3 separate regions of the Mus musculus genome follow, and regions 2 and 3 are each linked to region 1. The links are chromatin loops, found by intact Hi-C in ENCODE. Cell type or tissue: heart. All regions are shown on one strand. Links, peaks and the distances in the headings refer to the core of each region. The heading gives the core; the rest is flanking DNA.

What was found. Peaks named below come from ENCODE experiments on the same cell type or tissue, not always from the same donor. Only the 100,000 strongest peaks of a DNase experiment are listed, where the experiment ranks them.
Region 2: it touches region 1 in a loop (9-fold over the local background); 39 of 42 quality-filtered maps call a loop at or near these places.
Region 3: a loop joins it to region 1, with 8 times the contacts of the local background. A loop is called at or near these places in 15 of 42 quality-filtered maps.

The regions. Positions count from the first base shown.
Region 1 is chr9:57,994,551-58,005,458 of GRCm38, reverse strand. It overlaps a transcript of Cyp11a1 not described here. Among named protein-coding and RNA genes, the nearest start is that of Cyp11a1, 15 kb to the left of the region's middle. In heart, for the core only: a CTCF peak has its summit at 6,897 (motif pointing right); no DNase peak of the experiment used is centred there; H3K4me3 peaks cover 971 bases; H3K27ac peaks cover 419 bases; H3K27me3 peaks cover 4,001 bases.
Region 2 is chr9:57,854,714-57,865,621 of GRCm38, reverse strand. No RefSeq gene overlaps it. Among named protein-coding and RNA genes, the nearest start is that of Arid3b, 23 kb to the right of the region's middle. In heart, for the core only: no CTCF peak of the experiment used is centred there; no DNase peak of the experiment used is centred there.
Region 3 is chr9:57,654,639-57,665,546 of GRCm38, reverse strand. No RefSeq gene overlaps it. Among named protein-coding and RNA genes, the nearest start is that of Csk, 14 kb to the right of the region's middle. In heart, for the core only: CTCF peaks have their summits at 5,605 (motif pointing left), 6,399 (motif pointing left) and 7,499 (motif pointing left); a DNase peak (open chromatin) is centred at 5,586.

The DNA.
Region 1 (10,908 bases), core at 3,990-8,989:
CACTGCCATCAGTGGGCACGGGGGGGGGGGGGGCGGGGGAGGGCAGGGCGCAGCAAGCTCTCATCTATATGAGAACCAGCCCTGAGTGGCTTCCACCTGATGAGGACATTCCAGTAATAAGAAACTTGCAGACAGCTACATATGTGGCATGTTCCCAGACAGAAAACTCAAAACACCAGGTTTTTGAGATCAAAGCCAGTTACTCCCTCAGAGGAACCATTTTTAGGCTGAGACCAAGCCTCGATGGGTCCTTCACCCTGCGGGTCTTCAACCTATTGAAGACCACCTCAGTGAGACACCTCAGTAAGAAAGGGCAAAACATTCATGAGTCTAACTGATCCATCAGCTGCCAGCTGTGGAGTCTTCGGCAAATGTTTCCTTCTCTATTTATGGAAAAATTGACACACACACACACACACACACACACACACACCGACGGGACTATTAAGAAAGTAGTTTTATTGGTTGGGATAAGATTTGAATAGATAAAGAGAAAATCCAAGTCCCAAGCTTACAGAAGATTGAAGTATACTGCCTCTTGCATAAAAGAAGTCCCAAGGCAACCCAGAGCTGGTGGTGAGTCCCCAAAGCCCAGCCGCCATCATCCGGCTTGCAACACTGTCTGCATCTCCAAGGCCATCCCACAATCCACAATGCTTCCTGATCCATCTCTATGCTATTGACCAGAAAGAAGAGAAAGCTATAAAAAGGGTCAGCCTGGGCTACTACAAAATGAGAAGAGTGGGGTTGGGGCGGGGGGGGGGGGGGAGGAAGGAAAAGAGGGAGGGGGAAGGGAGGATAGGAGAGGGGACTGGGGGAGAGGGGGGAGGGAAGGAAGATGAAGAAGGCAAAAGGGACCCTTCCCACACCTCTAGCTACCTGTTCTGAAGCCCTCACACAAGATCAGGCATCTCATTGGCCACAACTTAACCACGTGACACCACCTAGCTACGCAGAGCCAAGAAAGAGTGGTGACTCTAAGAGTCTACCTGGTGCTGGTGCGCCAGGTAGACTGCTGGGCTTCAGTAAGTTAGGAAAGGCTGGAAGCAAAGAGCACGTGCTTGACCTCATGCCGATTCACCAGAATTAAGCTGATGATCGGACAGTCCAGCGTTTGGGCTACCATTCTAGCACTCCAGAACATATGGGGACAGAAACCTATCTGGAAGCCAGGGGTCCCCAGCAAGTATCCCAGCGGCTGAGTAGGTAACCTTTTCATTTCTGTGGTAGACATTCTGTTGGTCCTTCTCTCTTGTGAGGCGCCACTTCTATAGAGAGACTCCAATATCACAAAAGTGAGGCCCACGTTACTCTCCTCCCAAGAGGGGACTACTGTAATTGCATGTGAAAAGGCATGGCTGGGTCAGTCATGGGTCCTTCCAGAACGTTGGCTTTGGTTTTGTGGCAGGGCCTCCATCCCAGACTAGTTTTGAACTTGTGCACCCAAGGATGACCTTCAACTCCTGATCCTCTCTGCTACCACCCGAGGGTCAGGACTGACTGGTTTATTCAGCGCTGGGGATGGAACTCAGGGCTGTATGCATGCTAGGCAAGCACTCTCCCAACTGAGCTCCATCGCTGGCACCCCTTTCAGAAATTTCTTAAGCTCTTGCTCTTGGGTAGGAAGCTGATGGAGAAAATGAAGCCAGAGATAGAAGCGCGGGGTGGGGGGTGGGGGAATCTATATGGAGCCCCATTTGTCACTATCAGGACTCTCATTCTTATCCCGTGGCTCGCAGAGACCTAGCTGCACCCCTGGCTCAACTCTACCTAGGCTCCTTTCACTACTCCCAGTGCCTGCCTTCCCCTTTCTGCCGGGGTGGAGCTCCTGTTTTATAACTCTTTTAAATCATAGATTTGTGTCAGAATTCTTTGTGGGGCACTTGGCAGAAATCCAGCTGAAACTGGTTAAAACAAAAATACCATATACATAAAATGAATTTGAAAAGTTCAAGGTCAGGAGCTAGCATGCCAGAGGAAGTCGCTGGCCCCCCACCTCCCATTCTTTCTTTTGTGTTGGCTGCTGTCTCCTGCAGTCAACTGTGCACAGCCAGGAAGAAGGCCAGGGATTTACCTGACCCCAAGGTCCTGGAAACTCCTGCAGCAAAGACAGAGAAGGGCCACCCTCTCTCTTGTCCATGATCTCCCTGAAGAACTGATTGGCCAGTTTTTGTCCAATCACAGTGGACAGGATTCTGGCACCTGACTATTGCAGGCAAGCACAGACCCTGCAGTCAGGGCCAGACAGAACCCTGTGGCTGATGGAGCCTTGGGAACACTATAAGGAAAAGAAAAGGGTGTCCTTCCAATGTATAAAAGTGCCGAGCAGACTGCAGACATAATCACATAGGGGGCATTGGGACCAGATGGACTTGGGTTCAAGTCTTAGTTCGACCACTGAGTAATTGTGTGGACTTGGGGAACTCACTTGGAGCCAAGTGAGAATGAAGGCTTTCATCTCCAAAAAATGGAAATAATCACAACCTGCCTGTCAAGGTTGTGACGAACACTTACCAGGACAATAGAGTGTTTGGGAAGGCCTCAAATTCTCAACATCGCACAAGTAACCTCACTGAGCTAAAGGCTGTCCACTGTGGTTTGGGGTTAATGTTTGGACACCACGGTGAAAGCTGTGTGTCCCAGGACTGGAAAGGGGCCTCAGTGGTTAAGAGTGCAGCCTGCTCTTACAGAGAGCCAGAGTTCTGTGCCCAGCACCCATGCCCAGCAGCTCACAACTCCAGCTCCAGGGGATCCAGTGCCTTCTTCTGGCCTTCCTGAGCACCTGCACTCACGGACACAACCCACTCATACAACACACATAATTAAAGATAAAATAAATCTTAGGGGGCAAATGTGTTTGCTTTCATGGGTCCAGCTCCAGGCATTTTTTTTCACTAAGTCACACATCAGCTCCCCTCCCCACCCCACCCTGCAACACCCCCCATAGATGTTTGACAAGAAACCAGCCTTGGAGATGCATGGCTTTACTAATCAGGGTGTGACTACTTAACCCTTTATATCATTATTACCACTCAGTCTCTCTCTCTCTCTCTCTCTCTCTCTCTCTCTCTCTCTCTCTCTCTCTCTGTGTGTGTGTGTGTGTGTGTGTGTGTAGTATGTTTATATACACGTGTATGCAGGTATGTCTACCTATGCAGGCACATGTGGAGAGCAGAGGCTAACATCCAGATGTATTCTTCAAATGCATCTCCAGTTTGGTTTGTTTGTTTTGAGGCAGGCTCTCTCAATGAACCTGCAACTGGCTGTTTTGGATTGGCCACCAAGCCGCTGCAGGTTTTCACCCCTCCACACTTGGGTTATAGATGTATACCACCATGCCTGCCTTGTTCCTTTTTACGTAGGTGCTGGGGATTTGAACTCGGGTCCCTATGCTTGCTTACCCGATGAGCCATCTCCCCAGCCGGTCACACTCAGTCCCTTTTGCTTCCCTGTCTGTCTATCTATATCCAATCTCTCTATCTAGCTACTTCCGTCTCTCTCCTCTGCTTGTTCTCTTCCTTTTGCTTCACCTTGGGAAGGTGTGCCTATTAGCTCCTGCCAGTTTGGCACACACTGAGTCACTTGGGAATAGGGAAGGTCAATTAAGGAATTTCCTCCATCACGTTGACTTGCGGATATGTCTATGGTGACATTTTCTTGATTAATGATTGCTAAAGGAGGACCCAGTCCACCATGGGCAGTGCCACCCCTGGGCAGGTGGTTCTAATTTGAATAAAAAGCACGATGAGCCAGTCTTGGGGAGCAAGCCCATAAACAGCCTTCCTCCAAGGCCTCCTCAGGTCCTGCCTCCAGGTTCTTGCCTTGAGCTCCATCCCTGACTTCACTCCATGACGGACTCTAACCTGTAAGTATATGTACTGGTTGGTTTTGTGTGTCAACTTGACACAGGCTGAAGTTATCACAGAGAAAGGAGCTTCAGTTGGGAAATGCCTTCATGAGATCCAGCTGTGGGGTATTTTCTCAATTAGTGATCAAGGGGGGAGGGCCCATTGTGGGTTGGTGCCATCTCCGGGCTGGTAGTCTTGGGTTCCATAAGAAAGCAAGCTAAGCAAGCCAGGGGAAGCAAGCCAGTAAGGAACATCCTTCCATGGCCCTGCATCAGCTCCTGCTTCCTGACCTTCTTAAGTTCCAGTCTTGACTTCCTTTGGTGATGAACAGCAATGTGGAAAGTGTAAGCTGAATAAACCCTTTCCTCCCCAACTTGCTTCTTGGTCATGATGTTGGTGCAGGAATAGAAACCTTAACTAAAACAGTATAATAAATGCGTTCTTCCCCAAGTTGCTTTTGGTCATGGTGTTCATCACGTCAGTAGGAAGCAAACTAAGACAGACTGTCCTGTGGCCCCTGGAGGGTAGAGAGCATTTCCTGAGAAAGGAATGAAGCACTGCCTTCCTGCCCAGGCAGGGGCTTGTGACAACTGACTGGTCCCTGTCCTAAAAGAAAAGCCAGGAGCCTCACTCTTCTGCTTCTCCATTTTTTCTGCTTGTTTCTGCTTCTTCTCTGTCTTCTGACATGGGGTGCAGATCACCAAGGATGGGCTCAAACTCCTAGCTCGTGCAATCCTGCCTTAGTCCCGTAAGTACCTGGGGCTCCCATGAGTACCGTAAGCCTTTCCCTCTCTTTTTTTGCTCTGGTAGGGACCAAACCTGGGACCCTGCTCATGCTAAGAAAGTTCTCTACACTGAGCTATTTCTCCAGCCTTTGGACATTTTTTTTGATGGATTTTGATCTACTCTGTCCAGAAAAACTGAAATGAAAGGGAACCGAATACAGTTGTCAGAAACTTTTGGATAGGTGAGGCTTTGGGGGTTGATGGAGGAGAGATGACTGAGACCGTGAAAGTCAAAGGAGTTTACTTGAGGTCTCAGGAATGGCAGTTTGGGAAGCACAGACTCAAATTTCTGAATCACTGATCCAAGGAAGTCAGGAGATGGCAATTCATTACACAGTAACAATGAGACTCTTTGAGGGACGCAACTTCTGTTGGAGTTGAGAACAAGTGTGTGACAGAGGCACTGTGGAAGCTAAAGCTAAAGGATGGGATGAAGGCACATGGTGAAAAAGTCCACAGAGTAAGGGGTAACAATCCTTTGACATGTACCAAGTCCCCAAGACAGCTGCAGGCAAAGGTTGACCAGTCTCTCTCTCTCTCTCTCTCTCTCTCTCTCTCTCTCTCTCTCTCTCTCTCTCTCTCTGTCCCTCCCTCCCTCCCTCCCTCCCTGCCCCTCCACACACACAATCTGCCTGTGACAGTAGCGGGATGGTCCTCACTGCCGCCCAACACCAGCTGAGTTCTTTATTCCTGATATTCACCCAAAGCACACACCGGAGCACATTCCTAGCTAGGAACCCTGAAAGCGGCCTTTCTGAAGACCAACCCTAGTAGGGCCTCACCCACTGCAGCCTATGAGAACTTCCCCACCTGAATTTTCCAAGGATTGACCTACAGCCTAAGCCCTGGTCTCCATTCACCTGCCCTGTACAGCACCTCTTTGCTCTCCAGCTGAAGAGGTGAATAGCCATCACAGCCCACTGCCGCCAGGGTGCAGAGAGGACACTCTGCCTGTACCTCTGGGTCCCTGCCAGCACCACCCTGTGTCCCTCACAACAGCTCTCCCTCCCCTTTCCACCCCAGACACTGGTGCCCAGCACCCCTGTAAGCCTGGGCACTGGGGCTCTAGACCACTTCCCTCCCCATCAAGGTGTGAGATAAAAGACGAAAATTTGCTCCACAGTTGGTTGTTGTTGTTTTTTAAAGAATAGCTATATTTTTTCTTTTGAAACCACACAGCTAGAAGGAGCAGTTTTGTAATTGAGACTTCTCAAAGAGAGAGAAACCCAGCCCACACATTCTTCCAAATGCAATGAAGCTTTTATGGATACTAAACTTAGAAAGTAACGAGGTTAATAAAATGTTACCATTTGATGTTTTATGAAGAATTTATTGCTTTTCACAGGGCAGGGTTCTCATTTTAGGTCCAAACATTTTCCCCCAACTATCATGCTCACTGAGAATGCCCAGTAGTGAGCTCCACAGTGAGCAGACTCAGAGCCCTGTGAGTGCCCCCCACACACACCACACCCCTACACACACACACACACACACACACACACACCTAGAACTGTGGTGGCAGAGGATTTGGCAAGTCAAAACAGAGACCCAGAAGCAATATCATGTCACTTCCTATGACAGAGTAATACTTTTTAAAAAATGTGTTGTGTGTGTGCTTGCCATAAATGAAGGGGTGGCCAAGGACACCAGAAGAGGCCATTGGATCCCCTTAAACTTAATTACAAACAACTGTGAGTCACCCATGTGGGTGCTGGAGTCAACACTCGTCCCCTGGAAGACCAACAAGCACTCTTCACTAATAGGCCATCTCTCCCTCCCCTGACAGGGTCCCTCTTTACTGCAACCAGTGACTTAATCTACCAAGGGCACAGAACCAAAAAGAAGTGACTCTCAGGACTGGCAAGGCCATTTCTATCCTCCTGAGAAGAGTGGATAGGAGAGAGCCACATGTCCTGGTTTCCATGGTGAACAGGGGGAAGTTGCTGGCACCTTTTCTGGGACTTCAGGTTCTACTTTCCAAGTGGGTGGCATTGGTGTGAGCTGACGGGAGAGGCTTCTGAGTGGTTTAAGGACAGCGCTCTGAAGGGGGCTTTGAAAGGCAGATACTGGACACAGAGGCAAGCAGCCAGCTACTCTTAAGATACAGATGGAAGAATGGAGCTGAGTCAACCTTCAGCCATGCCTGTAGCAAGGACTGAGTCAGGAAAAAAAAAAAAAAAAAAAAAGACTCCTGTCTTCTAAGTATCCAGGTAGCCATTACCTGCCTCATTCACCTTACCACGATCTGCTGAAATTTAATTTCTTACCACTAGGTGGAGCCAATGTCCACCATAACATTGGGCCCCGAAGCTCTGAAGCTGAGGTCTAAAAGAGGTCGGTCGGTTCGGGAGGCAGAGGACTAAGGGAACTAAGGACTAAGGCTTCTTCCGAGATCTTTTCAAGGACCAGAAAAGGGCATGGGACAAAAATCTCTGTCCCCGAGCGCACTTTTTAAAAAGCTAAATGGACTCAATGCTGACCCTAGCAGTCGCAAACCCCCCACTTACCAGATGTCTGAGGCCATGAGAGAGGGTTCAGGAGTGCTGGGGTCAGTGGCTCTCAGCTCCTGCGCATAGAGAGAGCACGCATGAAGAAGTGTCACCTCCAGAAAGGGCGATCCTGTAACCGGAAGTTGGGGGGTACCCGCCAGACTTCAAAGTATATATTTGCACAAGCTCTCCGGGGGCTGTCGCCTTCAGCACTGCCCGAGGCGGGCTAGGTTAGTATTCGGCTTTGCAGAGCAATTGCTGCTGAGCGGTGCTCTATACAGACCACAGAGACAGGTGGAAGGGGGCGGAGCTCGGGGCTCAGCTGCTCCCTCATTGGATGTAGGGGTTGCTGGGGTACTGACGAGGGAGGGTTAGCTGAGGATGAGGGGCTGGGGCCTGAATAGGCTGAGAGGTGTGGGATTTGAAAGGACTGTGTGAGGAAGCTGTAGAAACCTGGTGCAGGTGTGATGGGTTCCTTCGCTGGCATCTAGGGTGGCCATTAGCCATGTTGTCCTCAGGCACACGAGCACATGGCCCCGGGTGTACTAGAAGAGTCAAGCTCCATGCTCCTTCAGGCAAAGTGTGCATGCTTCTGTACCTTACCTCTCCCAAAACAGAACTCCGGTTCCCTAGTGTGGGGGCGGCGGTGTGATAAAGTCAAGTACTGGGCGGCTCCTCCCCTAGCTCTTGCTGGCTTCCCGCCAGAGGAACAAAGGAGATGTCCAGCCTTCTTCCAATTTAGCCATACCTTCCTCTACCCTCATCTCCCCGCCCCCCTTTTGTTGTTGTTGTTGTTTTTCGAGACAGGGTTTCTCTGTATAGCCCTGGCTGTCCTGGAACTCATTTGTAGACCAGGCTGGCCTCGAACTCAGAAATCCACCTGCCTCTGCCTCCCTAGTGCTGGGATTAAAGGCGTGCGCCACCACGCCCGGCTCCCTCATCTCTCCCTTAAAGCAGCTTTTCTTCAGGGACAGTTTTGCAGGCCGGGCAGCCAGTAGACGGTCCCTCATCTTTTGTGATGGTCCTTTCTTTCTCATCTGGCTGTAGTGAGTTCATTACTAATCCATAGTTACTCACTGAGCGCCTGGCATGTACAGGTTCTGAGCCAGGCACCAGAGGAAAATCTGTGCTGTGGATGATCATACCCCTGAAGGCCTTGCCCCTTTACCTGAGGGGATATAGAAATTAAGCCAGAACTGGACTGGAAGCTTCCTTCCTGCTGACTAGCCTTCCCTGTGCCAGAAGGAGTTACCCAGGCTGCTGAGGGAGAATTGTCATCACTAATGTTACTTAGCTATGGCCCCTAAGTGGGACAGTCCTGACCAGCCAGGCAAGATGAGTCCACTGTGCAATAATAATAGCATGTTTGCTGCCCTGTGCATCCACAACTGGTACTGTAAACCAAATCAGAAGCCTGTGGCTGAGAAGGTCCTAGTGGAGATGTGGAGATGTCATAGTTGTTGTTTGGCTAAGTGGACATGATGTGTCTGTCAAATTTGCCTTCTAAACACTGCGTTTGTGCCTACAGAATAACGCTGCTATCAGCTTTGCTCAGAGAAATATGCATAACTGGCCAGGGTACCTGAATGTTCAGTAGTACATGGAACATCTACATCAACCAGGAACATTGCTGAAGGAGAGACAGAAAACAAGATCTGGAAGAAGGGTTCGGAGCGGGAGGAAGAGTGAAGTGATGACTTCCAGGCATCCAACATTGCATGTCATCAACTGAACAAGCTCTGGCCCATGACACCCCATCATGGGGCAGGTGCTTATGGGATACCATCCCTCCTAAAGATTTATTCAAGGTTAAGAATTGATGGGAAGGGGAGAGGCATTTTCTTCAATGCTATAGTCTCTGGTAAGGTATCGACGTTCCTGTAAGCAACCCTAATGAAACTCATTGGAAGGAACACACACACTAGGAAGAGAACGAGGATTAGAGGGAGAGGGAAGGGAAGAAGAGAGTACGATGGGAATGACTCTGATGGCAATATGTACATATGTGAAGTGTCACAAAGAACCCATCATTATGTATAATTAACATGTGCTAATAACATTTTTTAAAAAGATTAACCATCACCAAAAAAAAAAAAAAATCCTGTGTTGGAAACTTAATCCCTAATGCAACCGTAATGGAAGATGAAGCCTGTAAGAGGTAATTAGGGAGCTGAGACCCAGTCTCAAAATAATGACAATAATAACAGTGCTTAGGACCCGAGGGCTGGCCGGAGAGGACCGCTTTCGGTGTCAGGGCACTCAGCTCCTTGTGCTCCTCCGTGTCCACGCTCCCCTGTCACTTCCCAGCTTTCCAGAACTGGAAGAAGGAATTCTGTTCTGTGCCCTGTGTCAAAGATGCTACTACGGCACTTAGCAAAATGCCAGGGCAGGAGCCAAAACACAAGGTCACAGTCTTATTATTGTAGGGCAAAGAATAAGAATTTGCGAAAACTGACAGGTTGTCCCCAAGTTGGAGGATCTTAAGTGATGGGTAAGGATGCCAGCAGGAGTGTCTTAGGTTAGGTTAGGTTAGTGTCTAACTTATCAATAGTCAATTGTCAATGTCAAGAAGAAAAAGATCTCTCTTTGTTGCAGTTTTGCTACATTTTAACTACAGCTACAAAAACAAAAATACAAAAACAATAAACAAAAACCACCACACAAACAAATGGCTACCCATAGAGGAATTCTATTTGGGTGGAAGAGAACAGGATTCTTAGTCTATGCAAAAATCAACCTATTTTAAATGGCGGGTTTCCACTGAAATCTGAAGACCTGCCTCTGCAGACAAGTTCAGTGTTCTCTCGAGGTGATACTGCTGAGTCTCACTAGAGGGCAGCAGAAAATGGGAGAGAGAAGGCCCTGAGTGAGTTCCTACCACCTGAGGGGCTTCATAAAAAACAGTGGTAGTGGCAGTGGCAGTTCAATTGTTTCAGGAGGTTACTTTAGGTCAACCAAATCTAGGTCATCTATATGACATGAAGTCACTCTCTTCTCCCAGGTTCCCACGAGGAAGATGCAATTGCAGACTGGGACAGGGAGAGAAGGACGGGGAGATACAGCGTTGCTGGGTCTGAGGAGGAACACACAGTGCCTCCATAGATCCTACCTGTGTTCCCTCAAAAACTCTAAGTGACAGCTAAGTATGGGGACACAGGCCTTTAATTCAGGAAGCAGAGGCATCCAGAGCTCTGTGATTTCAAGGCCAGCCTGGTCTACACAGTGAAGAACCTGTCTCAAAACCCCCTAAAAATCTTAAGGCCCCAAGTGAAGTCAGGGCAAATGTGGCAATGGTCTCAAGCCTGAGTCCCAATCTGAGTTTAGCTCCTTATTTTCCTGGTTGGACTGACGTTTACTGAACCACTACTGTGCCCATGTTGTGTGCTAGTCTCAAAGTTTACAAAAGGAACCTGCCTGGAGAACAAGCTGCCCCTCTTGCCTCCAGGGAGTCCTGAACTCACCCTGGGTTGAAGGGCCCCTGGGAGTTTTGTGCCTGGGTACCCAGGTATACCTTCCCACTGTGGAGCTGCTCAGCCTTAGCCAGTCCTGTGCATGGTCAGCCGGCTTTTCCCCTGCTAGATGCCAGTTAAAAACTAGCCCAGCTTCAAAGCCTTTCCACCCATTTTCCTGCTGTGGCCTGGTAACAAGGAGGTGCCAAGACAGTTTGGGGCAGGAAGAGGCAGGACCCAGCTGCCTGTGAGTCCTGCCAAAACCACCCACACCTGCCTGGCTATCTGGTGCCCGGCTGCCCTTGCCTTGCTAAGCAGCTTTCCCACCATCCCAGGA
Region 2 (10,908 bases), core at 4,012-9,011, 140 kb after region 1:
AAAGCGAGGCAGGGACGTGGAGTTAGGAACTGAAAGGAAGGCCGTGGGCTGAGCCCTCCTATATCAATCACTAGCCAAGAAAATACCCCCAAAAGCATGCCTACAAGCCCATCTGACAGCAACATTTTTCTCAGCTGAAGTTACCTCTTCCTAGATGACTGGAGTTTATGTCAAGTCAATAAACAAAACAAAACAAAACAGAGCTAGCTAGACGTATACTCTATAATATTCAAATGATGATTTAAAAACATAAATATTCATCTCTCAGAGTCATACCAAATGTTAAGTGATGCACGGGAAGTCACGTGTGTCTCATAATTTAGTTCATTTAAAAAATTTTTTTCAAGACAGGGTTTCTCTATGTAGTCTTGACTGTCATGGAACTCACTCACTCTGTAGACCATGCTCGTCTCGAACTCATAGAAACTTATCTACCTCTGCCTCCAGAGTACTGGGATTGATTTAGAGGCATGTATCACCACCACCCAGCAGCTCACTTAATTTTTAATATCCTTTTTGGGGCTGGTTTTGATTTTTCCTGATGGCTGAGAGGGGTAAGAACTGAAACCTCTACATTAAAGGCTGTACTGTACATATTCCAAAAGCTGTTGTCCTCGCAAAATGTGCTCCTCTCTCATAGACAAGTGCATTGGAATAACCACCACGGGGATATGAGGTACAGCACTGTGATTATTTCACCATTGCTTCAATTCATTGAGAAAAGAAATGTACTATCACACTATTACCAGTGCATATCTGCATTAGCGAGGGTTTGCTAGAGGAGAACTGAGTGTGTGTGTGAGTGTGTGTGTGTGTGTGTGTGTGTGTGTGTGTGTGAGAGAGAGAGAGAGAGGGAGAGAGAAAGAGAGAGAGAGGGAGGGACGGGGAGGGGAAGGGAGGGGGAGGGGAGGGGGAGAGGGAAATTGATTAGAGACTGGCTTACAGGGTATGGTCCAGCTAGCCCAACAATAGCTGTCTCCCCACAAAAAGTTCAAGAATCCAACAGTTGTGGAATCCATGAGACTGGATGTCTCAGCAGATCTTCAGTCCAGGAAGGAATTTCTGTACAGATGTTCCCAGCTGCTTGGGATTTTTAGTTAATTCCAGATGTAGTGAAAATGACAACCAAGAATGGTCATCACAGTCTCCATTACTCACACAGGGAAGTCACTGTATGACTCTCTTGGAGGTGTTCCAAGGGTCTATCTTTTTGCTGTTGTTCTTGTTTTTGTTTTGTTTTGTTTTTTAGTTTTTTTTCTTTTTCTTTTTTATTAGATTTTTTTTCATTTACATTTTAAATGTAATCCCCTTTCCTGGTTCCCCTCCGAAAACTCCCTATCTCCTCCCCCTTCCCCTGCTCACCAACCCACCCACTCCTGCTTCCTGGCCCTGGCATTCCCCTACACTGAGGCATAGAGTCTTCACAGGACCAAGGGCCTCTCCTCCCTTTGATGACCGACTAGGCCATCCTCTGCTGCATATGCAGCTGGAGCCATGAGTCCCTCCATGTGTGCTCTTTGGTTGGTGGTTTAGTCCCTGGGAATCTCTGGGATGTACTGGTTAGGTCATATTGTTGTTCCTCCAATGGGGCTGCAAACCCCTCAGCTCCTTGGGTCCTTTTTCTAGCTCCTCCTTTGGGGACCCTGTGCTCAGTCCAATCGTAGGCTGCAAGCATCCACATCTGTATTTGTCAGGCACTGGCAGAGCCTCAGGAGACAGCTATATCAGCCTCCTGTCAGGAAGCACTTGTTGGCATCCACAATCATGTCTGGGTTTGTAACTGTATGTAGGATGGATACCCAAGTGGGGCAGTCTCTGGATGGCCTTTCCTTCAGTCTCTGCTCCACACTTTGTCTCTGTAACCCCTTCCATGGGTATTTTGTTCCCCCTTCTAAGAAGGATCAAAGTATCCACACTTTGATCTTCCTTCTTCTTGAGTTTCATGTGGCTTGTGAATTGTATCTTGGGTACGCTGAGCTTCTGGGCAATATCCACTTATCAGTGGATGCATATCATTTGTGCTCTTTTACCTCACTCAGGGTGATATCCTCCAGCTCCATCTATTGCCTAAGAATTTCATAAATTCATTCCTTTTAATAGCTGAGTAGTACTCCATTGTGTAAATGTACCACATTTTCTGTATCCATTCCTCTGTTGAGGAACATCTGAGTTCTTTCCAGCTTCTGGCTCTTATTAATAAGGCTTCTATGAACATAGTGGAACAGGTGTCCTTATTACATGTTGGAGCATCTTCTGGATATATGCCCGGGAGTGGTATTGCTAGGTCCTCGGGTAGTACTATGTTCAATTTTTTGAGGAACCGCCAAACTGATTTCCCGAGTGGTGGTACCATTTTGCAATCCCACCAGCAATGGAGGAGTGTTCCTCTTTCTCTACATCCTCGCCAGCATCTGCTATAACCTGAGTTTTTTATCTTAGCCATTCTGACTAGTGTGAGATGGAATCTCAGGATTGTTTTGATTTGCATTTCCCTGATGACTAAGGATGTTGAACATTTCTTTAGGTGCTTCTCTGCCATTCGAGATTCCTCAGTTGAGAATTCTTTGTTTAGCTCTGTACCCCATTTTTAATAGGGTTATTTGATTCTCTGGGGTCTATCTTCTTGAGTTCTTTGTATATATTGGATATTAGCCCCCTATCAGATATAGGATTGGTAAAGATCTTTACCCAATCTGTTGGATGCTGATTTGTTCTGTTGACAGTGTTGTTTTCCTTACAGAAGCTTCCAAGGGTCTCTCTTAAGATAAGGTCTGATCTATGCTTCTCTCTTGGATGGTTTCTGGTGTTACCTTGTTCACAAATGAGCATGAATGGCTCCATCTTCTGCTTGGAAAGTTCTTTGCCAGTTACACCAGTTCTCCTGGAGAAACACTGTAGACTCCATTTAAAGTTTGCTAGTGCTACTGAGACACATTAGAGGTACTCACCTCTCCCTTGAGCACTGGGGCAGGAGTTAAGCACTTTTAAGCATTGTTAAATACCATCAACTACTGTGAGCTATTAGAATCATTAGTTTCTGAGCTTTTGTTAAGTCTTTACTGTAAACGCCCTTTTAATGCTTTCTGTGAATGGCTAAAACTGTCAAAAGCAGGCATTTGACAGGCCCCTTCCTTTATGCCTGGTACCCTTGAATGGGGAGCTGTCAGCCGTGCCGCCCTTTATTGGCAGCCTGGTGAGTCTGGACACTTTACAATTTCTCTGGGGTTATTTTGCCAGCTGCAGAGGATCGTTATAATGACAACTGAAAGACTCTGCTGGGAACTGCTCCAGACAGCCTTGGAAAGCAGAATGCCAAGGCAGGCAAGGCTTGGCGAATTCTAAGCAACCCCGCAGCCATTTTCACCTAAGCCAGAAGGGAAGCACTTCCTCAGATCTGAAGCTTATGCAAACACAGTTCTTCATTTGCTTGGAGGACTGTGCCAGGATAGATGCAAATGTCACCCTTCATTTGTGTATGAGTCTTCTGTGCTGGGTGCACACGCCCTTGCCACACTCTCCATGTGAGTTCGTATGTAGGCTGTGTGGCTCAGTTAGTTCTTCAGCTGGGAAACACCCTCCTGTGCTGCCCTCTGGTGTTACAACATCAGAATAGTTTTTTCTCACCAACTTTTGCGCATCATTAGGAGAGCCGACTCTCCTATGTAGTTAACCCAAGGACCACAGAAACACAGAAGCAGCAGGATGGCAGTGCTGGCAGCTGCCTCAGTAACAACAAGAACTGGCAAACAACAGGGAACAGAGGTGCTGGAAGCAGAAAGAGTACAAGAAAAAGTGGAGAGACAGAAAGATATATGAAAACCAAGGAAGAGAAGCCATAGGTTTGGGTTGCTGGAGTTGGTCTAGGGAACTACTGTGCTTTAAGGGCAAAGAGACGCCCTAGAACTGAGAGATCTAACACTCGTCACTATCCAGGACTAAGATTCCTGACACTCTAGTCCCAAGACCTGTAATTCTAGCCAGCCAAAATTGAAGGCCATGTCACTGTGGGTCAGGACCTCTTTGAGGGATCAAACAACCCTTTCACAGTAGGTAGCCTAAAATCATCAGAAAATACAGATCATACATTATGATCCATAACAATACAGATCATACATTATGATCCATAACAATAACTAAGATCTGGGCTGGTGAGATGGCTTAGTGGGTAAGAGCACCCGACTGCTCTTCTGAAGGTCCAGAGTTCAAATCCCAGCAACCACATGGTGGCTCAGAACCATCTATAACGAGATCTGGCGCCCTCTTCTGGAGTGTCTGAAGACAGCTAAAGTGTACTTACATATAATAAATAAATAAACAAATAAACAAACAAACAAATAAATAAAAAGAGTTTAAAAAAAAAACAATAACTAAGATCATCAGAAAATATAGATCATACATTATGATCCATAAAAATACAGATCATACATTATGATCCATAACAATAGCAAAATTATAGTTATGAAATAAGAACAAAATAGTTTGGTGGTTGGCAAGTCACCACAGCATGAGAACTATATTAAAAGGTCACAGCATTAGGAAGGTTGAGAACCACGGTTGTAGAGCTTCTGAGACCTGCTCAAGAGCTGTCGTGCCAACAGGTATCACCTGAGGCTGCTAGGTGCACACTGCTTCCACGGCTCGATGCCCCTGGAAGCCAAGGATCACAGCAATCAAATGCCAGTGCTTCTAGCAGTTCCAACTTGAGCATCAGGAATTACCAGTCTAGCTCCAAAAACCTGATAGCTCCCTAGCTCTCAGGCTTGTAAACTGTCTGGTTCTGTCTGTCTACACCCCTCACCCTTGGGCATAGAAGGACCTGGGATCTCCAGCACCAGAAGGGGCTCATCCTATTCACGAGTCCTATCTAAGTGGAGCAAAGGTGCTTCAGGCAGTGTTACCTGGAGGCTGTCTTTGAAAGCATCTTACTGACTTATTCATATGTGATGGAATTCTTGAGCCTCTTCCTGACTTATCATTCAGGGTTTAAAAGAAGTCATGGTTTAAAAGCCTTCAGGAAAAACACCTTGTTAGTATGATCTGGTAAAACTTTTTTTTTTAAAGTGTGGGTCTCTTAGTGACTGTGGTTTCCAAGCTATCATGAAACTTACTCATTTGGTGAGCAGGTGGCTTAATGGGTAGAGCTACTTGCCTCAAAAGTCCAACTGTTTGAATTCAATCTCTAGACCTATGTAAAGGTGGAAGAAAAATGACTCCTCACAACTGTTGTCTGACCTTCACATGCCCACTATGGAATAAATGCCTACACAAGCATGGTATACACATGCTGGCATGTGCACACGTACACACACAGACACACACACACCACACACACACACTCACCAAACGTATGAATAAGCTTAAAGAGTTTAAAAGAAACTCACTAATGTGGCGTCTAACAATAGCAACACAACAATGTTTTTCCCGTGGTGCTCTGAAGTTATGGCTCATTCATCACAATGTGAGTTGTATTGATTACTGCTCTGTGCTGTGTTTAATGAGAAGTCTTGAGACAGAAACTCAGGCAAGCTCCAAAGTGAAATGAAGCAGAATTAACAGGGTCCAAAGATGGGCTCTGTAGGGATGGAGTGGCTAAAGAAACCCAACAGCAAGTTGAGGTGGAAACTTAAGGGTTTTTTGAAAGTTGGTTGGATGGTGTTTTGCTGGGGCAAACATGGGAAGCGGTGTTTCCTTAAAGTGGACACAGGTGTGAAAGGCTGAGGCAGACTTGTGAAGGAAGGTTTTGATGTTCTGCTAACGCAAGCACGTGAAAGGACACGTGATGAAAGATTCTTAGTTAGCAACATGCATGCATTGGTCCACCTTACATTGCTTAGTTGAGCTGCATTTGACAGGACTCCGTAGAGAGAAACGCACCAAAAACCTTCTGGTGGTGTGCTGCGGTTTGTTGCCCCTTCCACAGACTCAGGCTGATTGGATGCCCATGCTGAGGCAACACCCGTGCTGAGGCATCATGAGGAGGACACATGATGTTTTGAGGGTACAAATAGGAGTCCACAGAGTAATGGAAACAGAGCTTGGCTTGCAGGTACAGCTGTCTGTAAAACAAACACCGGTGGGTCTTGCATCTTCCCTGATTTTCGCTTCTCTAAGAAAGGCACAGCTGAGAACTTCTGGTTTTCCTGTTGGTCCCTCCTGCTGACTCGAGCCAAGGCTGAGGCCTGGCTGGTTCTCCTAGGTCATGTCACCACTGTTGCTAACCCGACTCTACCAAACTGGACTGCTGGTGTATCCGTGAAGTGTTTGTGAGTAGATTGAGCTGCTGCTGCCAACCTGTGAACTGAACTGCCAGTATCCAGACAACACAGAAGGGAGTTGCTCCAAAGAAGCTTCCTAAACAGGTCCACTTTGACCGTATCCTTTCTTTCCCACCACCTCTGGTGGGTGGTGGGCTACGAGGGAGGTTAAAGCACTTAAGAAACATCATTAAAAATAGGATTTGAAATAATTAAAGTTATAGCAAGTTGAAAGGGTTTTGGGAGACAAAGGTCTGCTAAAATATGGCAACCAATCTGCGGAAGTCTGCAGTATTGCAAAGAACAACTAAAGCACAGTTGAAAGAAAAGCTAAGCCTGGGGATAGAGCGATGGCTCGGTGGGTTAAGAGCGCTGACTGCTCTTCCAGAGGTCCTGAGTTCAATTTCCAGCAACCACATGGTGGCTCACAACCATCTGTAATGGAATCTGAGGCTCTCTTCTGGTGTGTCTGAAGACAGACAGCTACAGTGTACTTACATATAATAAATAAATAAATCTTAAAAAAAAAAAAGAATAGCTAAGCCTGATGTTCTTCTGTACAGCTTCAGAGGAGGTGCCATGAATACAGAAGTGCTTTGGGGAGGGAGGGAGGGAGAGAGAGAGAGAGAGAGAGAGAGATCATTGAGTGCTGGTATTTTTGTATCTTTAAAACAACAACAACTTTTGGCATTATTTCCAGCACAAGGAACAGTTTTGAAACAAATAGGTCAACTCCTGAAGGAATTAAATAAAAGCAACTATAACCACACCTGAATGCACAGATAAAAGCCACCCTCAGGTGACAAGGTAGCCAAAGCCATGTGCTTCATGAGAAGAGCAGGAAAGTCCATGGCTAGGAAGACTCTGCCGGAGAATCAGAGACAACAAGGACAAGAGAATTCTCCTTCAAGAACGGACTCTGATCTAGGAACTCCCTCCGTGGTCAGGAGCAGTGGCTTGGTAATATGTCTAGTAGTAACTCTCTACCCGTAGTCCACACGTACCTGAGGGAGCACGGCTGTGGCTGTCTCTTGTTTACCTTTCTTTAGATAGGTGGTTTTTACTGCTATTTTCTTGGCCTTGCTCCATCACTGCATGGTGGGTGGGTTTATTGGCAGTCATAAGAAAATAGCTGCAATCCGGCCTTTAGTCCATCTTTTAATGGGATTTTCTGCATCCCCCTTAAAGAAGAGTGAGTATTTTTGAGGGACAGGCTAGCTGTAGCAGAGAGCTCTTACCACCTATCAAAGCCACTCTTCCCATTAGGCACAAGAGGTCTTTCTATGAGGTCTCAATGTAGCTGAGTCTTCTCCATTATAAAGACGTGATGTGTGCACTTTTTGACGAAGATATGGCAGGTCTCAAGATGAGCGGAGTTGTCTTAGTCAGGGTTTCTATTCCTGCACAAACATCATGACCAAGAAGCAAGTTGGGGAGAAAAGGGTTTATTCAGCTTACACTTCCATGTTGCTGTTCATCACCAAATGAAGTCAGGACTGGAACTCAAACAGGTCAGGGAGCAGGAGCTGATGCAGAGGCCATGGAGGGATGTTCCTTACTGGCTTGCTTCCTCTGGCTTGCTCAGCTTGCTCTCTTATAGAACCCAAAACTACCAGCCCAGGGATGGCACCACCCACAAGGGACCTCCCCCCTTGATCACTAATTGAGAAAATGCCTCACAGTCGCATCTCATGCAGGCATTTCTTCAACTGAAGCTCCTTTCACTGTGACAACTCCAGCCTGTGTCAAGTTGACACACAAAACCAGCAAGAACAGGAGTGGAAGCTGAAACTGTAAGGGTTAATTTTTCTTGTTTTTGTTTTTGCTTTTTTCTTTCTTTCTTTCATTTAATATGCATTGGTGTTTTGCCTACATGTGTGTCTGTGTGAGGGTGTCAGATCACCTGGAACTGGAGTTATGGACAGTTGTGAGCTGTCATGTGGGTGCCTCCAGTGCTCTTAAACACTAAGCCATCTCTCCAGCACCTCCTCCAAGTTTTTTTTGGTTTTGTTTTGTTTTGCTTGTCTTTTCAAAGTTTTTAACCTGAGTTCTATTCCCAATAAACCACATGATGGCTCACAACCATCTGTAATGGGATCTGATGCCCTCTTCTGGTGTGTCTGAAGACAGCGACAGTGGTTTTTTGTTTGTTTGTTTGTTTGTTTGTTTTTTTGGTTTTTGGTTTTTGGTTTTTCGAGACAGGGTTTCTCTGTATAGCCCTGGCTGTCCTGGAACTCACTTTGTAGACCAGGCTGGCCTCGAACTCAAAAATCTGCCTGCCTCTGCCTCCCGAGTGCTGGGATTAAAGGTGTGCTCCACCACACCTGGCCAACAGTGTTCTTATATACATAAAATAAATAAATCTTTTAAAAATTATAAATAAATAAAAATTAAAATAAAAAGAAACATTAACTCATACATACCCTGAGTCATACTTCCCCAATATAATTATGTACATCTGTGTGTATATGCTTATAAGTAATTATTATTGATAATTACCAATACTAAATTTTTATTTTAGTTGTTGTTTTGTGGGATAGAGATGAGGCTGGTCTTGAACTTCCTGTGAAGCCAGTGCTGATGACTGACTTCTGACCCACCTGTTGATACTCCCAGTAATTGGGTCACAGGTCTGTCACCACATCAGCATGTTTGTTTTGTTTTCAGAGAGAGTGTTTTGTTTCTTTTTTTAGACCGGCTGGCCTCAAACTCACAGTGATTCACCTGTCTCTGCCTCTCAAGTACTGAGATCATATGTGTGTCCCAGGAATGGTGGCACATATCTGGAATACACTTGGCCCACTTGGCATTTTTTGTAAAGTGTTATAGGGAATCAACCCAGGGCCTTGTGCATCCCGGGTAAACATTCTACCAATTGGGCTACATTTGTTTTATTTATTTATTTTCTTGCTTTTTGAATTGGAGAACAAATCTAGAGCTACACTTATGCCAAGGATATATATACCCATTGAGCTGTACCCTTAGTCCCTGTTTTTGCTTTGTATGTAGCTTAAGTACCACACCTTATTTACCAGTTTCCTGTGGATAGACATTTAGGTTGTTACTAATCTCTTGCTACTGTCCTGTGTTCACATTCTTTCCACTGGAACCCTGCACATGCAAAGACCTGGCCAGCTTCATGCCAGCACTATCCAGCTCAGCCCACTCACTTACACTTTCTTTTAGTTTGTAGCCAAGGTATAAAGCTAAGATCTGCCCCTATTATTGTTCAGCATCCACTCTTGCAAAGTGTACCTTGGAGAAAGATACTTGAGTGACTACAAGGCAGATATTTACACTGATAGGAAGACGATAGAGCAGTGGGCTCACATGAATCACAGTGAAACACCCCAGGATGCAAACCTCAGCTTCCAGCCTAGAACGGGGACCTTTGCTCCAAACTTCAAGCAACTCAATGAACTCAAGCAACTCAATGAAGGTTCAAGCGTTAACTTTCCTGAGGCGATCCTGAAGATCACTGGCGAGCTAAGCAACAACCCAGTGCTCAGCAGCACATGGTAACTTTTGCTTCGTGAGTGTGTACAGGTTTTCCCCCTAAATATATAATTTTCTCAATTACCAAAGAAAGCAACATGTACCTTTAGTTTAAAAATAGGACATGTATCATAACTGTCTTTATTTTTAAGATAAAAAAATTGTTTTCCAAAAGACTAAATCAGCGTGAAATGTTTTTTCCTTTCAAAATGATTTATTTCACATACTTCTAGCTAGTTTCCTTCTTTTATTAAAAATTCGTGGGCTGGTGAGATGGCTCAGTGGTTAAGAGCACTGTCTGCTCTTCGGAAGGTCCTGAGTTCAAATCCTAGCAACCACATGGTGGCTCACAACCATCTGTAACGAGATATGACTCCCTCTTCTGGTGTGTCTGAAGACAGCTACAGTGTACTTACATATAATAAAAAAAGAAAGAAAGAAAAAAATTCGTATTATTTTTACTTGTGTATGTGTGTACATGCTTTGACACAGTGTGGAGCTCAGAGGACAGCTTGAGCCAATTTTCTTTCCATCATGCTGCCCCCAGGGATCATCATGTCTTCAGACTTGGCAGCAATGGCCCACTGGTTTCTTTTCACATTGAATCCCTAATACTTTCCCATGTCAATACAAGTGTACTGACTTTGGTTATAGATGCTTGTGGGATGCTTAGTTTGTGATATAGGTTGCTAGGATACAGCACAAACTCTGGTTCTAATAATTCCATATCAAGTGCTCTTAACCAACAAGCCATCTCTTCTGCTCCTAACATTTACAATATGTGTGTGTGTGTGTGTGTGTGTGTGTGTGTGTGTGTGTGTGTGTGTGTGCGCGCGCGCGCGCGCGCGCCTGTGTGCACTTGTACGTATGGAAGTAAGAGGACAACTTGCAGGAGTTGGTTCTCTCTGTCCAGGGGTCAATCTCAGAACTCAGGTCTTTAGGATTGGTGATATTTTTACCTGCATAGCCATTTTGTCAAGTCTATGTTGGCTTTTTTATTCTCTCTCTCTCTCTCTCTCTCTCTCTCTCTCTCTCTCTCTCTCTCCAGAGTTTCATGTACCCTGTCTGGTCTTGTACATCTGTTTAGTGAGGTTTACCTTGAAGTCCTGAACCTCCTGCTTCCACCTTCCAGCGTGCACCATTATGCCTGGCTTGCTGT
Region 3 (10,908 bases), core at 3,079-8,078, 340 kb after region 1:
CTGTTGGTCAGACAGAGTATTGAAAGCTGAACACATGAGTTATGGAACATGCCTATAGTCTCAGCCTGTAGAAAGTAAGGGCAGTAGGATCCAGAGTTCAAAGTTAACCTTAGCTACATACAAGGATTTTAAGCTAGCCTGAGCTACATGAGATTCTGTCATTTTAGAAAATGTGATTAAGACATGACTGAGGACAGAAGCGTGTTCAGACAGCTCCAGGTGTTTGAGAGAGTGAGGTGAGAGGCTGAATGGGCACCGGAGTTTCACAGAAGCCTGATTGAGTGGAGAGAGATAGAGAGAGGAGAGAGAGAGGAGAGAGAGAGGAGAGAGAGAGAAGAGAGAAGAGAGAGAGAGAGAGGAGAGAGAGAAGAGAGAGAAGAGAGAGAGAGAGGGAGAGAGAAGAGAGAGAGGGAGAGAGAAGAGATAGAGAGAGAGAGAGAAGAGAGAGAGGAGAGAGAGGAGAGAGAGGAGAGAGAGGAGAGAGAGAGGAGAGAGAGGGAGAGAGAAGAGAGAGAGGAGAAAGAGGAGAGAGAGAGAGAGAGAGAGAGAGAGAGGAGAGAGAGAGATAGGAGAGAGAATGGAAAGAAAGCCCAACCAGCTGGGCGTGGTGGCGCACGCCTTTAATCCCAGCACTCAGGAGCCAAGAATCGTTGCATCAACATAACTTACGAAAGCCTCCACACTTTACCTTTGACACCTGCCCCTTGCCTCAGCCTCTTTACAGACACGCAATTTACTATGACACAGGTATGGCTGTGGCAATGCTACTCCAGCAAACACTGGAAAGGCTGACTTGTGGGTGCAGATCCGCTGTCCCAGGGCTGGGACACCTTTAGTCTCAGCACTCAGGGGACAGAGGCTCTGTGTATTTGAGGCTAGCCTGGTTCCAGGCCAACCCAGGGCTACATTGTGAGACAACACCTCAAATGAAAACAAACATATAAAGGTCTTCAGAGATGGCTCAACAGCTTAAAACTTCGGCTGCTCTTTCAAGGACCGGAGTTTGAGCCCCAGATCTCACATGGAAGCTCACACCCCTCTCTAAGTCCAATTCCAGGGAATCCAATCCCCTTTTGCTGACCTCTGCAGGTACTGCATAGATATGGTGTACGAACATAGAGGCAAAATACTCATACACCCAAAATAAAAATTAATAAGTCTTCTCTTACAAACCCTGAAACTGAACAATAGTAACGACAACTATTTATGTTTGGAAATTCTTTCTGTGTTATTCAGGATGGCTCAGTATTCCACTGAAACCAGTAATAGTTAAAATGACTAAAAATATGACAGACCTGTATAAAACAGTACCTTGACATGAAGATTTTTCCAGACCAACATACATGGCCTTGTTAACATTCACAACTTTCTTTTTTGTTGTTTGTCATATTTTTTATTTAATTTTATGTGTTATGGTGTTTTGCCTCTATGCATGTCTGTGTTCCACCGGTGCTCAGTGCCTTTAGAGACCAGAAGAGGGCAGTGGGTCTCTAGGAAATAGAGTTACAGATGGTTGTGAACCACTTTGTGGGTGGTGGGAATCAAACCCTGGTCCTCTGTGTAACTAGTGCCTGTCTAGCCTACCATTTTATGCTGTTAGTGCGGTCACAAGGAAACTTTTTCATGTGCTATTACCAGGAAACGTTTCCACGCCCGAGTTGACTGCATATTCTGTTAAGTTCTATGCTTTGGTGTTCTTAGAAACCAATCACAATAGAGGTCAGATAGAACTGCTTTGTATAGTTACTCAAACAAGCTTGGACCTGATCCAACTGCCTGGAAGCACTGCCTGTACCTATCAGCTGCCCCTGGGATAGGCCCCAACATAAGAGAGACGCCTACACCAATATAAGAAGCCATTAGGAATAAGACTTCCATTTTGAGTAGGGGTTGAATAAAGTTTTAAGTTCCCCAGACCTCCCTGGGAACTGTCATCCTACTTGGCTGAAAGAATCATGTACGTGGGCAACTAACATCTGGTTGGCAATTTAAGACATAACTGTTAAGTAAGGCAAGTCCCCTGCCACAGCTGAATACCCCAACCAGTTGGAAGTCCCCTATCCCTAAATCCTGATTGGTGGAATAGCTTGCCACAGATTTTTATAGATTTCAGGCTTAAAAGCTCTATGGCGGGGGCCGGTGAGATGGCTCAGCGGTTAAGAGCACTGACTGCTCTTCCAAAGGTCCTGAGTTCAAATCCCAGCAACCACATGGTGGCTCACAACCATCCATAACAAAAATCTGATGCCCTCTTCTGGAGTGTCTGAAGACAGCTACAGTGTACACACATATAATAAATAAATAAATAAATAAATAAAAATTTTAAAAAGCTCTATGGCATTTTGGCTCAGGGTTGCAGTTTAGCTCTGGAGTCTAGACTGCATCCCTGATCAATCAGTCTTGGGATGTGTGTTCAATAAACCAGCCAAGCTATCTCTCCAGCCTGTTCGTTTCTTGAGACCAGAATCTTACCATGTACCCCAGGCTAACCTGGAACTCTCAATCCTCCTGCCTCAGACCCCAAGGCTTGCAGGCACTTGGTTACAGATGTTCACCACCCTGCCTAATCCATTTATGATTTTTCTGTGGTTGTTTTTTTTAAGGTTTGGGTTTTGTTTGTTTATTTGTTTGTTTGTTTGTTTGTTTTTTGAGACAAGATTTCTCTGTGTAACCGTGGCTGTCCTGGAACTGGCTCTGTAGACCAGGCTAGCTTGGAACTCAGAGGTCAGCCTGCCTCTGCCTCTTGAGTGCTAGAATTCAAGGTGTGCCCCAGCACTGCTGAGCTGATTTTGAATTTTTTTTTAATATATCACACACATACATATGTCACATATGTGGTTTCTTTTTTTTTTAAGATTTATTTATTTATTATATGCAAGTACACTGTAGCTGTCCTCAGACACTCCAGAAGAGGGCGTCAGATCTTGTTACAGATGGTTGTGAGCCACCACGTGGTTGCTGGGATTTGAACTCCGGACCTTCGGAAGAGCAGTCAGGTGCTCTTACCTGCTGAGCCATCTCACCAGCCCTGATTTTGAATTTTTATGTAAGGTTTCACTGAATATCCCAGACTAGCATGGAACTTGTGATGCTCTTGCCTTGGCTGCCCCAGAGGTTTTATTTTCCTGCTTTTCACACTTATTGTATTTGTGTGTATGTGTGCAGTGGTGCATCTGTGGAAGTCAGATGACAACTTGCAGAAGTCTGTTCTCTCTCTCCTTCTACCATGTGGGTTCCATGAGGAATAGAACTCTCCCCTCAGGCTTGGCTACAAGCACCTTCATCTACTGAGCCATCTCAAAGACCTGCTGAGGTAGAGTTGGTTGGTTTGTGTGTGGGCCTCAGAGTCAGGTATCCCTTTGTTTGGCTTTCCATTTATATTTTAATTTTATTTCTTTTTGTTTGTTTGTTTGTTTTTCGAGACAGGGTTTCTCTGTATAGCCCTGGCTATCCTGGAACTCACTCTGTAGACCAGGCTGGCCTCAAACTCAGAAATCTGCCTACTTCTGCCTCCTGAGTGCTGGGATTAAAGGCATGTGCCACCACGCCCAGCCTTATTTCTATTTTTTGTTGTTATTGTTTTGTTTTATTTATTTGTTTTGTTTTTGTTTTCACAAAGGTCTCAAAAGAGAGACCTGGAACCACAATATATCCAGTCTTGGTTTCTTTACTATTGCTGTGACAAGATCCTACAACCGAGGCAAGTTACAGTAGCAAGGTTTTATTTAGAGTTTCCTGTTCTGTCACCACCGTGGCAGGAGCCGGCAGCAGGCATGACACCATAGCAGCTGACAGCTCCAATCTTGATCTGTGAGATGCAGGCAGAGAGCCAACTGGAAATGGTGGGAGTCTTTTGAAACATCAAAGCACACTCCCAGGGACACACCTCCTCCCATAGGGTCCACCACCCAAACAGTTCCACCAAGTGGGGATTAAATATTCAAGCATAACAGCCTATGGAGGCCATTTTTATTCAAACATCACAATAGCCTAGTATGACTTTGCCTTTCCCATCTTCCTACCTGTATCGTTGATTGCTACAGGTGCCTGTGTGCACCAGTGCAGCCAGTGTGTGCAGTGCTGTGTGCACCAGTGCAGCCAGTGTGTGCAGTGCTGGCAACTGAACCTAGGACTTTGCTACGTAAGTACTCTGCCAACTGAGCTACAGCCCTATTATTTTTGTTTGTTTGTTTTGGGTTTTTTTGTGGTTTGTTTTGTTTTGTTTCCGAGACAGGGTTTCTCTGTATAGCCCTGGCTGTCCTGGAACTCACCCTGTAGACCAGGCTGCTATTATCTGTTTAAAAACAATTATATGCTAATGTATACAGAGAAGATGGGGGAAAGGGTGTATTTCTTTTCTGGAAAGGCTAAAGATGTCTATGGAATATAGGATGTTTTTATTGTTTGTTTTAAGACAGGGTCTCTCTGTTATGTAGCCCTGAATGTCCTGGAACCCTGGCCTCAAATTCACAGAGATCAGCCTGCCTCTGGCTCCTGAATATAGGATATAGATTTCTTTTTCAGTTCTAAGAGTTGAATCCAGAGCCTCTCCCACACTAGGCAAACAATCTCCCACTGAGCTAGGCAGTTCTCTCTCAGTTCTCCCTGCCCCCAGGAAAAAAAAAGGTGGGGGCACCTGGCTCTAAGTGTCAAGCTGCAACTGTAGTCTTCAAAGTCAACATTTTTCCCATTGGCGGGACCCAATGTTCAAAGGAAATTGTCCTCCCCTCCCTCCTTGTGTACACTTGAAATAAAAACCAAGCCGGCTGGTCACGGTGGCACACACTTGTAATCTACACCTGCAGGAAGCCAAAGCAAGGGCTGCAAAGATAGCTCAGAGATAAGAGCTCTTCCAGACCACTCAGGTTCCATCCAGCACCCACAGGGCAGGTCACAAGCATCTGAAACTCCAGTTCCAGAGGATCCAACGCCCTCTTTGAGCTGCCCTCCTTGGGCATCAGGTATACACATGGTAGTTATGTAGCAAACAGACAGTCGTACGTGCAGGCTAACCTCCCATACACATGAAAAATAACATTTCAAAAGGTAAGGCTGAAGTAGAGTGGGCATAAAGTAGGCAAGACTCATTGAGAGCTCCAGGATAGCCCGAGCTATACACAGCAAGACCTTGTCTCAAACAAACAAACAAACACCCACAACTGCAAGTAAAACCAAGAACCATCTGGGCATGGTGGTGATTACCATCCATCCGTGAGTTTTAGACCAGCCATGGACTATACAGTGAGACACTGTCTATAATAAATAGAATCAGGATTGTGATCTGCGGGGGGGGGGGGGGCGGGGGGGAGTCTTCCTGTTTCTTAGCTGCTAGTTTTCCTTTAAGGTCTCACTCACTGTGTAGCTCTGGGTTCTGGCTGACCTGGAACTAACTATACACATCAGGCCGGCTTTGAACTCATAAAGATCTGCCTGCCTCTGCCACCCAAGTGCTAGGATTAAAGATGGGCACCACTAAATTGCCGGTTTTACTCTCTCCTCCTGCCTGGTCCTGAGTTCTAAGGCCAGGCAGGCTCTGCATCTATCTTCTTTGTTCAGGATGAAGCACCGAGAGTGTGGTCTGTGCTGCCCCTTGGTGGTCATTGAGAAAACTGAGTTCCCCATAGTGCTTGGCCTCTACCCACAATCCCTCAGCCCCAGGCAATCTAATGGAAAGTGGTTTGTGTAAAAATGCAACTTCAAGGTGAATCTCAAGTCTTTCCAAACCAAAAATTCTGGAGAGATTACTAAGAGCGGCTAGAACATGTGCCCCCCCCTTCCTGCACCATTTTTTTTTTTTCAATCTGGTTTTTGCAGACTAACTTGAAACAGCCAGGTGTGATGACACACACCTGAAATCTTAACCATTTAGAGACTGAGTCAGGAGGATTGTGAGCTAGGAACTGGACTGAGTTATATAGCAAGTTCCAGGCTAGCCTGGGCTAGATAATGAAACTCTCACTCTAAGACAGTAGAACCAGCTAACTATATAACTTAGAAAGACACAAATCGTCATCAGCCCCAGGAACTTGGGGGACCGCAGCTCTTGGAGTCCTTCTGATTGGCTGACTGGGAAGTCTTAAGATGCACCTTCCTCTCCCCCAAGTCCTGTTCCTAACCCTTCCCACTCTAAACCCCAACACAAATAACCAGGAGAAACTTGGACATATTGCTATCACAAGAACCAAGGGGGACAAAGTCAATGAGGAGAAGGGTTAGAAAGCCAAGGAGAAAGAAGAAGAAGAACAAAACTAAGAATGAGAATAAGGAGCTGGAAAGATGGCTCAGTGGGAAAGAGCAGAGGGTGCTATTCCAGAAGACATGGGTTCAAGCACCCACATGGCAGCTCACAACTGTCTGTTAACTCCAGTTCCAGGAGGTCTGGTGCCCCCTTCTGGCTTCCACAGGTACCAGGCACACACATGGTATACAAACATACAAGCAAAATACTTATATGCATAAAATAAATTAAATAATTATTTTTTAAAGAGAGAAAAAAAAAGACCGAGAGTAAGAAGGGGCGGGGGAGAAGAGAGAGAGGAAGTTGTCACGTTGTCCCTTGTTTCGCTCACTCCTCCTACAGTGCTTCTTCTTGCACCTCCAAGGCTGAGGCCTTGGTTGTTTTGTGTGCACACAGTGCTTATGTAGAGATCAAAGGACAGCCCTGAGCAGCAGGCCTGGCCTTCCACCTTGTTTGAGACAGGATCTCTTTATTTCCTCTGTATCACACAAGCCAGGCTAGTGGCCCATGAGCTTCAAAGAGTCCCTCCCTTGTCTCCACCTCCCATCTTGTACAAGTGCAGGGATCCCCATGGGGTGTTGAAGGCTTGCTCAGCAATCAGTTTTACCCACTGAGCCATCTTCCCACCCACCCCCACTGTCTTTGTTTGTTTAGTTAGTTTGGATGCTTTCTTTCTTTCTCTCTCTGAGACAGGTTCTCTCTATGTAGTCCTAGCTGTCCCAGAACTCAATATGTAGACTATGCTGGCTACAAATTCACAAACATTCTCCTGCCTCTGCCTCTGGAGTGCTGGAATTAAAGGTGTGTGCCACCACATCCCACTTGGTTGCTTTATTGAGACAAGGCTATACTATATATAGCACAGGCTGACCTCAATCTCATTTTGTAACTCGGGCTGACCTTGAACTAAGATCACTCCAGTGGATCAGCCTGTGGAGTGCTGAGATTATAGGTGTGTACCACCGCACCTGATTCCATCATCATTTTTGGTACTTCGGCCATTGATGCACACCCATTCTTGACTTAGCATACACATACACATGCTTACCTAGAATGGCAGGCAAACAAATGAAGATTACAGGTGTACAGAGGCACAGGGACAAGAATGGGGGGAGATACACACATCCACACACACACTCTTTCAGAGAGAGTATATACAGGGGGATTAAATTCCAAAATCTTGGAGATACCTGGAGTCCAGCCACCTCTTGATTCTACTTGAACGCCAGCCAAATTCCCTGTGGGGGTGCCTGCCCTCTGCTGGTCCCTCTGGGTGTTTGTGCCCACTGCATCCTTAAAAGCTCTACTTTAGCTCACCAAGAAGGTAGGCTGAGGTGCAGAGTGGAAGGGCTTACGTTGCAGTGACACTTCCGGTCGTTTTCAGAGTTGGCACTGTGAACAAGTCCTTGGAAAGAGGCTGCACCTGCAACAGCAGGTTGAGTAGGATGTAAGGGTTTGAAATAAAAGGTTGGAGAGTGGTAGGCCCGGGGTGTAAGTACACTTTATCTCTGTTTTCTCGAGCCTTTCATTTGAATAGTCATTTACTGCCCACCTCCTTGTGTGGCCTAACATAACTATTAGGTAAGTCCTTTTGGAATGGTGAGCAGTGCCCTACCTTCCACCAATCCGAAAACTAAGAATGCCATCAGACAGCATCTGAGGCTGATAGCCGAGATGTCCCCAATTTGCTGTAACCGCCTACCTTTATGAACTCACCCATGATGTGAAAAGTGTTATGACTTTCTTAGTTCTATATTTAAAACTTCACAAAACTTACTGCCACAATGGACCATGGAGTTTGGGGGGAGCCTAAGTCTCCGTTCCTAGGCTGAAATAAATTCTTTCATATTTCCCTTGAGGAAAGAGGTCGTTTTTTACATTTTCTTCAAGATTTGCCCTCTTTTTAATTACATGTATGTGAGCATATCCACAGGTATATCCACCCAAGTGCAGTGCCCACCATAGAGGCCAGAAGTGTGGGAGGCCCGGGAATTGGCGCTGCAGACACCTGTGAGTCCCCTGCTGCAAGTGCTAGAAGTTGAAGTGGAGTCCTCAACAAACCCCTCTCAGTCACTCATCTCCAGCCCTGGTGTTTGCATTTGCTTGGCTTGTTTCTCACACCCACAGCTGATCCTGGGTTTGCTGGCAGCTCTTGCTGCTGGCAGAGAACTGCCGGACAGCGTACGACGCCCCAGTCTGGCACCAGTGCCCTGAGCTGCCTCTCAAAGGGCTCGGGTCAAACCACATTTTCCAAAGCAAGCTCAGAGAGGACTCTAAAGCCTCTTTCCTGCCCACCTTCCGGACCCTTCTCTGTTTCTCATCTGAGGGCCTGAGACGACAGGAGTCAGAACCTCCTACCCAATTTCCAACAGGCTAGGAGCACGAGTGGCTACCATATGATAAATGGGAGTGGGGTGGGCAGGCAGGAGGCAACCATCTCCTCCTACTCATGGCTCCTCTCTGCCAACCAAAACAGCTAGTGGGGGCTCTGGTTTCCACAGCTACCATCCGAGGCCTGTTGTGGGGCAGGAGAAAGCGCAGGTTTGCACAGTTCTGTCAATCAGCCTCACCATCCAAAGACAATCTAGATGCTCCCGTTTTATACGAAGGATCGTGATCAAATGATAATTTAAAAACCATGCAGCGCCCCGGCAGTGGTGGCGCACGCCTTTAGTCCCAGCTCTTGGGAGGCAGAGGCAGGCGAATTTCTGAGTTCGAGGCCAGCCTGGTCTGCAGAGTGAGTTCCAGGCCAGCCAGGGCTATACAGAGAAACCCTGTCTGGAAAAATCAAAACCAAAACAACAACAAAAACCATCTAGCACGCAGTAAGTGCTCAACAAAGTGCCCTTCTCACCTGTCCTCACTCAGAAAAATCCTGGGATTGCCAACAGTGCTGGTGCCAGGAGCCAGTATGGCAGTTGCCTTAGGATCAGAAGCAGCCCAAGGAAAGGAACCCAAGATGTCCTGCCACCCAGCACACCCATGTGCTGACCTGGCTGTGTCCCTTCAGGAAGGGGGACCCCCTGTAGATGGAAACGCCCTTCCAAAATGCCCTTCTAAAGCCACCCAGAGTCCTTGGCCGTGGTTTCTGGAAAGGCTTGTTCCCTCCATCCCGTGGAAGGATGATTAGTGCTTCAGAACTTTATGGAAAGGACTTTATCTTCTTCTCGGTCCAGGCTGGCTCTGGCCAGTACAGGCCCTGATGTTAGTCTAACCTGCGACGGCGTCTCTGCAGGCTCCTAACTGCCTAGCTTCCCAGAACGGCAAGCACTGTCTGACAGACTATCCCAGCGCTTGGTCTGGCACCTTGGGGCAGGGTCATGTGACTTTGCCCTTCCTGGGGCCTCTTCTCTTGTTCTTCCCTTTGTGGGTCTGAGCTTTGGACACCAGAGGGCGCTGTTGCCTCTCGGATCTGATGAGACTAGTGGCTGTCTCATTATCAGAGACAAACATAATTCTAAGAGAAATCAGGAGAAATGTGAGGGCAGCGTAACAATGGCGTAATTCTATCGTCTCCCCTTGAAGTGTAATCCCATCAGTTGAGAGGGTGAGGCAGGAGGATTGCCACAAATTTGCTAGCCAGAGCAAACTCTGATGTCTGGGGCTACAGAATCAGAGTCAGAGTCAAAACATTAATAATATTATCATTAATTGTGCTGGTATAATAATCACTTGCCTTGCTTTTAGTTTTGTTCACTTGTTGTGACAGGCTTATGTAGCCCAGGCTGGCCTCCTACTTACTATATGTAGCTGATAATAACTTTGAATCCTGTTCTTCCTACTTCTGTCTCCTTAGTGCTGGACTACAGGCATGTATATATATATTTTTTTAATAATAATTTATGAAGGAGATGAATGAGGTGGCACATGCCTTTGATTCCAGCATTTGGGAAGTAGAGGCCGGTAGATCTCCATGAATTCAAAAGCAACCTAATCTAAGTAGAGAGTTCCAGGACAGGCAGGGCTAGAGAGCCCTCATCTCAGCACAACAACAAATGTAAGGAAAGCCTAATGACACCCAGTTACTTGGGGTCTGAAGCAGAGCCAAGAGCTCAAGGCTTGCCTGGGCTACAGAATGACTCCAAAGCCACCCTGGGATGCTTAGTGAGATACTTTCACATTGAAAATACAGGGGCTTGAGAGATGGCTCAGTGGATAAGGATACTGGTTGAGAGATGGCTCAGTGGTTAAGGATACTAGTTGCTTTAAAGATACCATTATCTCTTCCAGAACCTGGGTTCAATTCCAAGTACCCACTTGGCAGCTCATAACCACCCAAAAGTTCCCTCTTTTGGCCTCCAAGGGCACTAGGCATGCAGGTGGTGGACAGACAGACAGACACGCAGGGAAAAGGCCTGTACACACACAAGCAATAAATTAAATTTTCAAAAATGTCCCGTGATGTAGCTAAATGGTGGATAGAGCACTTGCTTGTTCTGTGTGAGGAGCCTGGGCTCCATCCCGGGTACCAAGAACAAAAAGAGAAAGAGAGAATGTAGCACCTGCCACTGAGACGAGACCTCACCTCATCTTCTATAGCCCCAGTCCGTGGAGCGGGCTGCCCTGGGGTAGCTAGCGATCAGGATCTAAGTCACAACCAACAGAAAGCGACCTCTTCCAACATCAGCAAGAATTAAATAAATGCACTGCTCCTAAAAGAAACAGCAGCA